Regions from separate parts of the Homo sapiens genome. Here region 1 is linked to region 2. A link is a contact called in ENCODE Hi-C or POLR2A ChIA-PET data. All regions are on one chromosome and are shown on one strand. The core of a region is the stretch at or near the end of the contact, and the rest is flanking DNA. Distances in the headings are between cores, read along the strand shown.

What was found. Hi-C counts contacts between places; a loop is a spot of excess contacts on that map. ChIA-PET counts read pairs that join two places held with the same protein, here RNA polymerase II (POLR2A). Pooled maps may share reads with other maps.
Region 1: a map with no recorded cell type shows a loop between it and region 2 (2.4-fold over the local background). The contact joins the promoter of PCSK1 here to the promoter of CAST in region 2. A Hi-C loop is called at or near these places in 6 of 37 single-sample maps with no recorded cell type and 5 of 50 pooled maps. POLR2A ChIA-PET finds 5 or more read pairs at or near these places in 2 of 52 experiments (both WTC11).

The regions. Positions count from the first base shown.
Region 1 is chr5:96,430,769-96,434,934 of GRCh38, reverse strand. It overlaps PCSK1 (proprotein convertase subtilisin/kexin type 1), which reads left to right and starts at 1,687. Exons shown (of 14, transcript NM_000439.5): 1 at 1,687-2,072. The coding sequence starts at 1,893. All of the region lies in intron 4 of LOC101929710 (a long non-coding RNA gene), which reads right to left. It also overlaps a transcript of CAST not described here and the pseudogene LOC102724070. RefSeq lists silencers at 535-654, 516-810.
Region 2 is chr5:96,661,126-96,663,825 of GRCh38, reverse strand. CAST (calpastatin) reads right to left here and starts at 1,450. Exons shown (of 32, transcript NM_001750.7): 1 at 1,329-1,450. The coding sequence starts at 1,403. RefSeq lists silencers at 674-953, 1,144-1,733 and an enhancer at 1,296-1,797.

The DNA of each region.
Region 1 (4,166 bases), core at 438-2,937, 230 kb after region 2:
TTACATTATTGTAAAACACTTAACCATGTCACATGGCTTATTAACATTGGCATTTGATTTTGTAAAGATGCTTTATGTTTAAAGAAATTATGTAGTGCACATTTCTGCAAACGTGGAGGCAAATGAAAAATTAGCACTACAGAGCCTGATCCTCCACCAAGTCTTGTCTCATTTGCTTCTTGTAAGGAACATCTCTTGCTTCCTTTCTCCACTTGTTTATATGCTTTCTTTCCAACCTTCTCCCCTTTCTTCTATTTCTACAGCATAGATCGCGCCCTCGGGCGGTTGAGCTTTAAAAAACAACAACAACAACAACAAAAAAAAAAACAAACTTCCCAGGTGCAGCATACTCTCTCAATTCCACCTCCCGGCGATTTTACTTTTGGCCTGAGTCCAACACGTTCCCAAGAGCTGGACACAAGTTGTCACGATCATGAACCTAACCACACTCCCCCCTGCGGCCAATTTCCTATTTTGCTGTTCAAAAGAGGGAAATGCACATATCAAAAGGAAAACAGCTTGGTGCTGGCCAGCTGCAGAAGGGTGGAGGTCTTTGGTGCTCAGAAGAGAGAGCAGCTCCTGCGGCAGTCCTGCGTGTGTCGCTGTCCAGACCTCGGTGCTGAATACTAGGCACTGGTATCTCCCGCCAGGTTCAATCCCTCAGGGTTCGAATAGGCTCCACCATGGGAGACTGAACTCACTTCCCTAGGGTGAGGGGTGGAGAATTCATTTAGATGTTTCCTTGCTCTCCTCCCACAGGAAACCATTTTTCCACAAAGAGGCATTGTGCATTTTATGGGAAAGTAATGGCACAGCTCCAGCTCAGCACCAAAGTGAAGAGCTCTACTGAGGCACAATGGAAAGTCGAGGTAAATAAAAACTGCTCTTTCCCTCCCTGAATCAACACAACAGCTTTTGGGATCCTAGATCCCCTTGTTGACGAATTCTTAAAAATATGTTTTTTTAAAATCACATGATTAATCATTTTACTGATAAACACCCTAAAAGGTGGTGGTGGCGCTGGCTTTGCAATATCGGAGTATAACTACTGATATTGTTTTACTGAGGTTGAGAAACAAAGGGGAGGAGGGAAGTAAACTTGTAAACTAAGGTGGCTTGAATGGTTAAAAATTCATTTTTAATAGTATTGCTTTAACATAGACATGCTAATTTTCTCAGACAATTTAGAACAGAATTGGGACAGTAGTAGCTTCCCTTCTTCTCCTTACTCTCCTAGCCTCTCTCTTTGAAAGACCTAAGAGCCTTGTTCTTCATAGCAGGTGCTGATGCCCAAAGGGCCATTATAAGAATCCTATAGCCTCCCCCCCTCCCCGCCACACACATGAGATAATAAAGTAAATACAGAGAAAATGGATGGAAGGGAGGGAAAGCACTCCCAGCCTTTGATTCTTGGTAGTTATGTTCAAGTGGGGCACTTCTCTTTGAAAAGTGAAAATGTTTCTCACGGTACAGAATTTATGGGCAGACAAGGAGCAGACTTAACTGATCCCAGCAAACAGTTCCTTCCTTTTCCTAATCCCTGGCTGCTTATTTTAGCCGCTTCTCCGCCCCGCCGGGAATACCATTCGGATCTTAGTCCAGGTAGATCTGACGTCAAGAGATGGCTTTCGTCGATTTGACGTGTAAACACTCATTTCCATTCTGGCTGGGAAGGGCTGGGGCTCCACTCAGCCTGGAGACCGAAGCGCTTCACTGAGCGCTCGCCGCCGCCCAGCCTCTCCTCTCGCGCCTCCTAGCTCTTCGCAGAGCAACCAGGAGCCAGGAGTGGTCTAGAGCCCGAGGGTGGGAAGGGGGAGTCTGTCTGGCTTTTCTCCTATCTTGCTTCTTTTTCCTCTTCCCTTCCCACTCTTGTTCAAGCGAGTGTGTGAGCTATGGAGCGAAGAGCCTGGAGTCTGCAGTGCACTGCTTTCGTCCTCTTTTGCGCTTGGTGTGCACTGAACAGTGCAAAAGCGAAAAGGCAATTTGTCAATGAATGGGCAGCGGAGATCCCCGGGGGCCCGGAAGCAGCCTCGGCCATCGCCGAGGAGCTGGGCTATGACCTTTTGGGTCAGGTAAGAGTTTCCACTTTCAAGAAACTTTCTGGGGCCCCAGGGGACTGGCGGGACTGGAGCGCGGTCTTCCAAGTGGGAGCCCCAGGTTGCACTCTCCAGAGCCCAGAGTAGCAAAGAGCAAGGAGCTGCTCCAGCCCTCGCCCCTGTCGCGCTTGGAGAGAGAGAAAGCTTGCATTATTTACTGTTTAGGCTGGGCGCAGCCAAGCAGAAGGAAGCCGCTGCAGCTGGGTAGGGCTTATGCTTACTGTTGGCCGCTCTAGAATTGAAATCCGTTCCCGCGCGGTTTGGAAGAAAAATCCCTCCACGCTTGTTCAGGGAACTTGAGATACACTCAAGCTCTTACCAACCAAGCGCCCCCGGGAGAAGCAGTGCGCTCCATCCCCCGGGACTGAGGCGGTCTGCGTCAGGAGCCGGCTGTTGCCTTCTTTTCAATATGGCAGCATCAGATCCAAGTCCTGATGCAAGGGGCTAAGCAGGCTTGGGGCTGTCCGCCCTGGCAGCCTGTAAGGGCACGCCCAGGGCATTGGAAGAGTGCCAGCTGCTGGGACTCGCGACCAGGAGGTTGGGAGGCCGCGGAGTAGCCTGGGAAGCTGGGGGGAGAAATGGTGGGTGAAAGACACGGGACCATCTATCCCCGCGACTCTCTAGGGAGCTCCGGCTTTTCACTGGGAACTTATAAAGTCCAAGCTTCATAACTTTGCCCGGCCAGTCCCACTGCAGGGTCGAGATGCCGAACTGACTATGGGGAAGGGATCTATTTCTTTCTTGTTCTTCAGCCAAGTACGTAATCGTTTTCCCGGGAATTTCAGCTTATTGTTGCCTGTCCAAGTGAAGGCTTGGTCGATAGGTAGCTGGTTGGAGGTGGGTGGGCGTCAAGACATTAAGTGGGAGACTGCTTATAGCTGAGCGATTCCGAGGGGACCCTAGGGAGTGTGACTTCTAGTCTAGAGCTTTCCTTTCCTTGGCTCGGAATCAAGCCCTCGCCCCCTGCTTGGGAAGTTGGTCTGCATTGAAGCGTGGGAGGAGGCAGTTGTAAAACATTTTGGCGCGTTTTTTCTGGAGGTGGTGGTTGAGACGCCGCTGGAGTCACGGATGAGTAATCGGCGGGGGCGTTGGCGATTCTGTAGACCGAACCCTCTGGGGAATTCGCCTGCTCTTGCTAGAGGCTTCATTCTCAACTTTATAAACCAAATTGTCTTTGAAATGCCCGAAAGGAAAATCAATGCAGATTGGCTTCCTGGTGTCCCAGCAGCAGATGAGTCTTTTGCTTTTGGCCAGCCCTTGCCCTCGTGCCAGGCTCCGTGTTAGGGGCTGAGGAATAAGAGGAGGGAAAGAAACGCTCTCAAGTAATCAAGAATCTAGAGGAGACTAGCTTAGAGATAAATGATTGCAACTGATTGTAATTTGTGTAATCATAGAAGTTGTACTTGAAGTCTCAATATTCATTGGTTGAAGGAATGAAAGTAGTAGGGAATTCGGGAGGGGTGAATGAAAACTGCCCAAAGGAGAAAACATTTGCTCCGGGAACAGAAGTCAAAGGTTGCCAGGAGCACATAATGAGATCGGAGAAGACAGTCTAGGCATAGAAAACAGCTTGTGGGAAAACAGTGAGACATAATACAGTTTAGTAGTAAGTCTGGGAATTGCACGCAATTATTAGGAATTTTTGAGACCCAAAGAGGGTATGAGTAGCAGAGGAAATTGTGCTGGTGGGTACTGTGGACATCATACAAATCATGTATGACCTATGGGGGTGGACACTGGGGATTTAATTGTGTATTCCTTGAGCAGCTACTGAAAGGCTAAATAGCACTGGTAACCGTGTAGGAGGAGACTGGGGAAGACAGCAAAAACTAAATCTCTCTTCTTTTTCCCACCTGTTAGCTCTAGGCATGCATCTAAACCTAGACCATTCAATGTGAAAACTGCTTTTCAAAATAAATAAACATAAATCTTAATAGTAAAAAACAATACATCATCATTCTTGGGAGGATCTTTGAGTAAGGGATAGCATAGTCACAAAAGCATTAACAAATAGTGGGGGAAAACCATCTATATTTATATATGATTTACAATACTATCTTTCCTCTAACC
Region 2 (2,700 bases), core at 201-2,700:
GAATGTTCTTGTCCCTCATCCAAAGTAATAAAGTGCAGAGAAGCTCGCTTTTGTGCGCGCTGTCTCTCTCTCCCTCCCTCTCTCACTTTCTCGCTTTCTTTCCTCCACCCCTCCACCGCTCTCTCCAAGGGTCTTGGTCTCAGATCTCAGTTGCTTCTGCCCCTTGATGTTTGGGATTTTCTCCTTGCCTCACATTGCAGCTGCCTCTCCTTTGCGTCGGCGAATGTACGTCCAACAATCGCCCTCTAAAAGTTTTGAACTTTACTTAGGGGTTAAAAAAGAACTCTAGATCAAAGCTCTTGCGAGCTGCGTCCTAGTGCATTCAGGAATCCACCTCCTAGACAGAATTCCTCCAGCAACAATTCCAGTTCCATCCCACTTGTGAGCGCCAGCAGAGCATAGTGCTTGACATCGGGGCGAGAGAGGTGCATGCGCCGCGCACGCTCGGGCGCGCTCATACATACCACAAGAGGGTGAGTCCCCTGCCTCTCCCCGAGCCTAACCTGAAGGTCTGCGAGGAGGTCGCACCCGGTCCGCACCCCTTCCCCGCCAAACCCCGGACAACGCTTCATCCGCACGCCCAGAAGGGCAAAGCAAACACACTCCCTTCCAACACACTCCCTTCCGGGTCCTGCCCAGGCACAACCGCTCCTATTTACCGTCTTGTACCACCAGCTGGCGAATGCCATGGCAACAACCGGCTGGCTCCGATCCGCACGGCGGGGGAGCCGGCGAGGGCGCGGGGTGTTGCGTTGGAGGCGCCGGGCTCACACTCCGCTTGGCCGGGACCGGGCTGGCACTGAGCTCCGCACATCCCAAGGCGGCTGCCAGGTGGGCAGAACCCTGGGGGTGGGGCCCGGCGCAGGCCCCGCCCCTCCTCGCCCGCCCAATTTGGCTCGAGGCTGGTTAGGGAAGAGGCTCTGCGTCTCCAGGCAGCCACGCCCTGCGGCCCGGCCTTAGCGCGGAAGACTACATCCCGCTGTCCAGTGAAACCACCCCACTCACTCGGGGGTCCTGAGTGAACCTCATTCCCCGTTCATCCTCATCCTCATTCACCCACGTCTTACCAGCCAACTTTTCTTGACGCGTCCCCCCCTCCACTCTACCCGGCCAACGCCACGCCCAGCGCACTGGACCCGGCCGGGGAACCGAAGCCACCTGCAGCCACCTGCCTGGCAGCGGCCAAGCCCCTAGCCCTCTCCCTGCCCCGCGGGGGCGCCGGGGACTGCAGACCCGCCAGCCTGGCAACGCCCAGGGAGGGCGGCCACAGCTCCGGGACCCGGTACCCCATCGCCCAGCCCCGCGACGCCGACAGGAGCGCCACTCACCTCATGGGTGCGGCGGGCGGCGGCTGCTCGCCGGGGCCGCGGGGAGGCGGCGGGCTTCTGGCCGGGCTGGGACATGGCGAGGCCGCTGCGGCCGCTGCCTCCCGGAATGCGCCGCGGAGAGTGGCGGGGAGGCCTGGCGGGGAGTCCTGCCAGGGAGAGAGGGAGGGAGGGAGGGAGCGGAGGGCCCGGGAGCGGGCGATGAAACAGCTTTTCCGACCCCACCCCAGGTCTGCGCCGGGGTTCCCCTAGCCCCGATGGGCCCTCCCCTTCCTGCCCGCGGAGGGACCCGGGCTCCTGCCCTGTAACTTAACACCCTCCGCCCCGGTCCTCACCCGGTGACCCGCCCCGGCCCCAGCACTGCTCTGGTCCCGGTTGGTCAGAAAGAAGGGGTTGGAGGTTGCAGCGTTCCTCCTTCGATGCCCAGATCTAGCTTGCAGTTGTGCAACGAGAGAGCGGGACCCGGGCGTGGCCAGTCTACGCTTCGACCCTCCTCCCAACAATCCGGAGAAGTAGATACTCTTTCTACATTCTGCTCCGCTTTAGCTGCGAGAGTTTACCAACTCAAATCTGGCCCAAGCCTGGACAGTCTAGATAAGGAAGCGGATCACAAAAACAAATTGGTCTGTGTGTGTGTGCGTGCGTGCACGCGCCTGTGTATGTTTTATATGATTTTACTTTGTTTTTTGGCAGTTTCGAATTTTAATAAACTTTTATGGGGAGGAGAACATAGGTTCCAATGCAAAACGGAGAACAGTCCCAAATTTAAACCCTTATAGTCTTTCTAGAGTCTGGCGAGTTTTGTTTCTGAAGCTAGATTGCTTTCTTCTTGGGCTCATCTTAAACAGCGCTTCCTGGTTTGGGGCTGGAAGTGAAATTTAACAAGCCCTACGTGCTTATGTGAGAAACTGTCAGCCTGCAGTTGCTGCTGGTTCACAATCAGGCCTGACAGAAAACCTGTTTGTTACCCTGCAGTAGCATCATCATTCTGGGACTTGGGGTCACCGCTTTCTGCAGCGTTGGGGTTTAGACAGTTGAAGAGAGAGAAGGCAGAGCCTTTTTTTTTTTTTTTTTTTTTTTTCTGGAGAGGCAGTTTCGCTCTGTCTGGAGTGCAGTGGCGCGATCTCTGCTCGCTGCAATCTCCGCCTCCCAGGTTCAAGCGATTCTCCTGCCTCAGTCTCCTAAGTACTTGGGACTACAGGCGCGTTGTCACACCCAGCTTTTTTTTTTTTTTTTTTTTTTTAATGGTAGAGACGGGGTTTCACCACGTTGGTCAGACTGGTCTCGAACAACACCTGACCTCAAGTGATCTGCCCAGTGCTGCCTCCCAAAGTGCTAGGATTACAGGCGTGAGCCACTACAGCCGGCCAGAAGG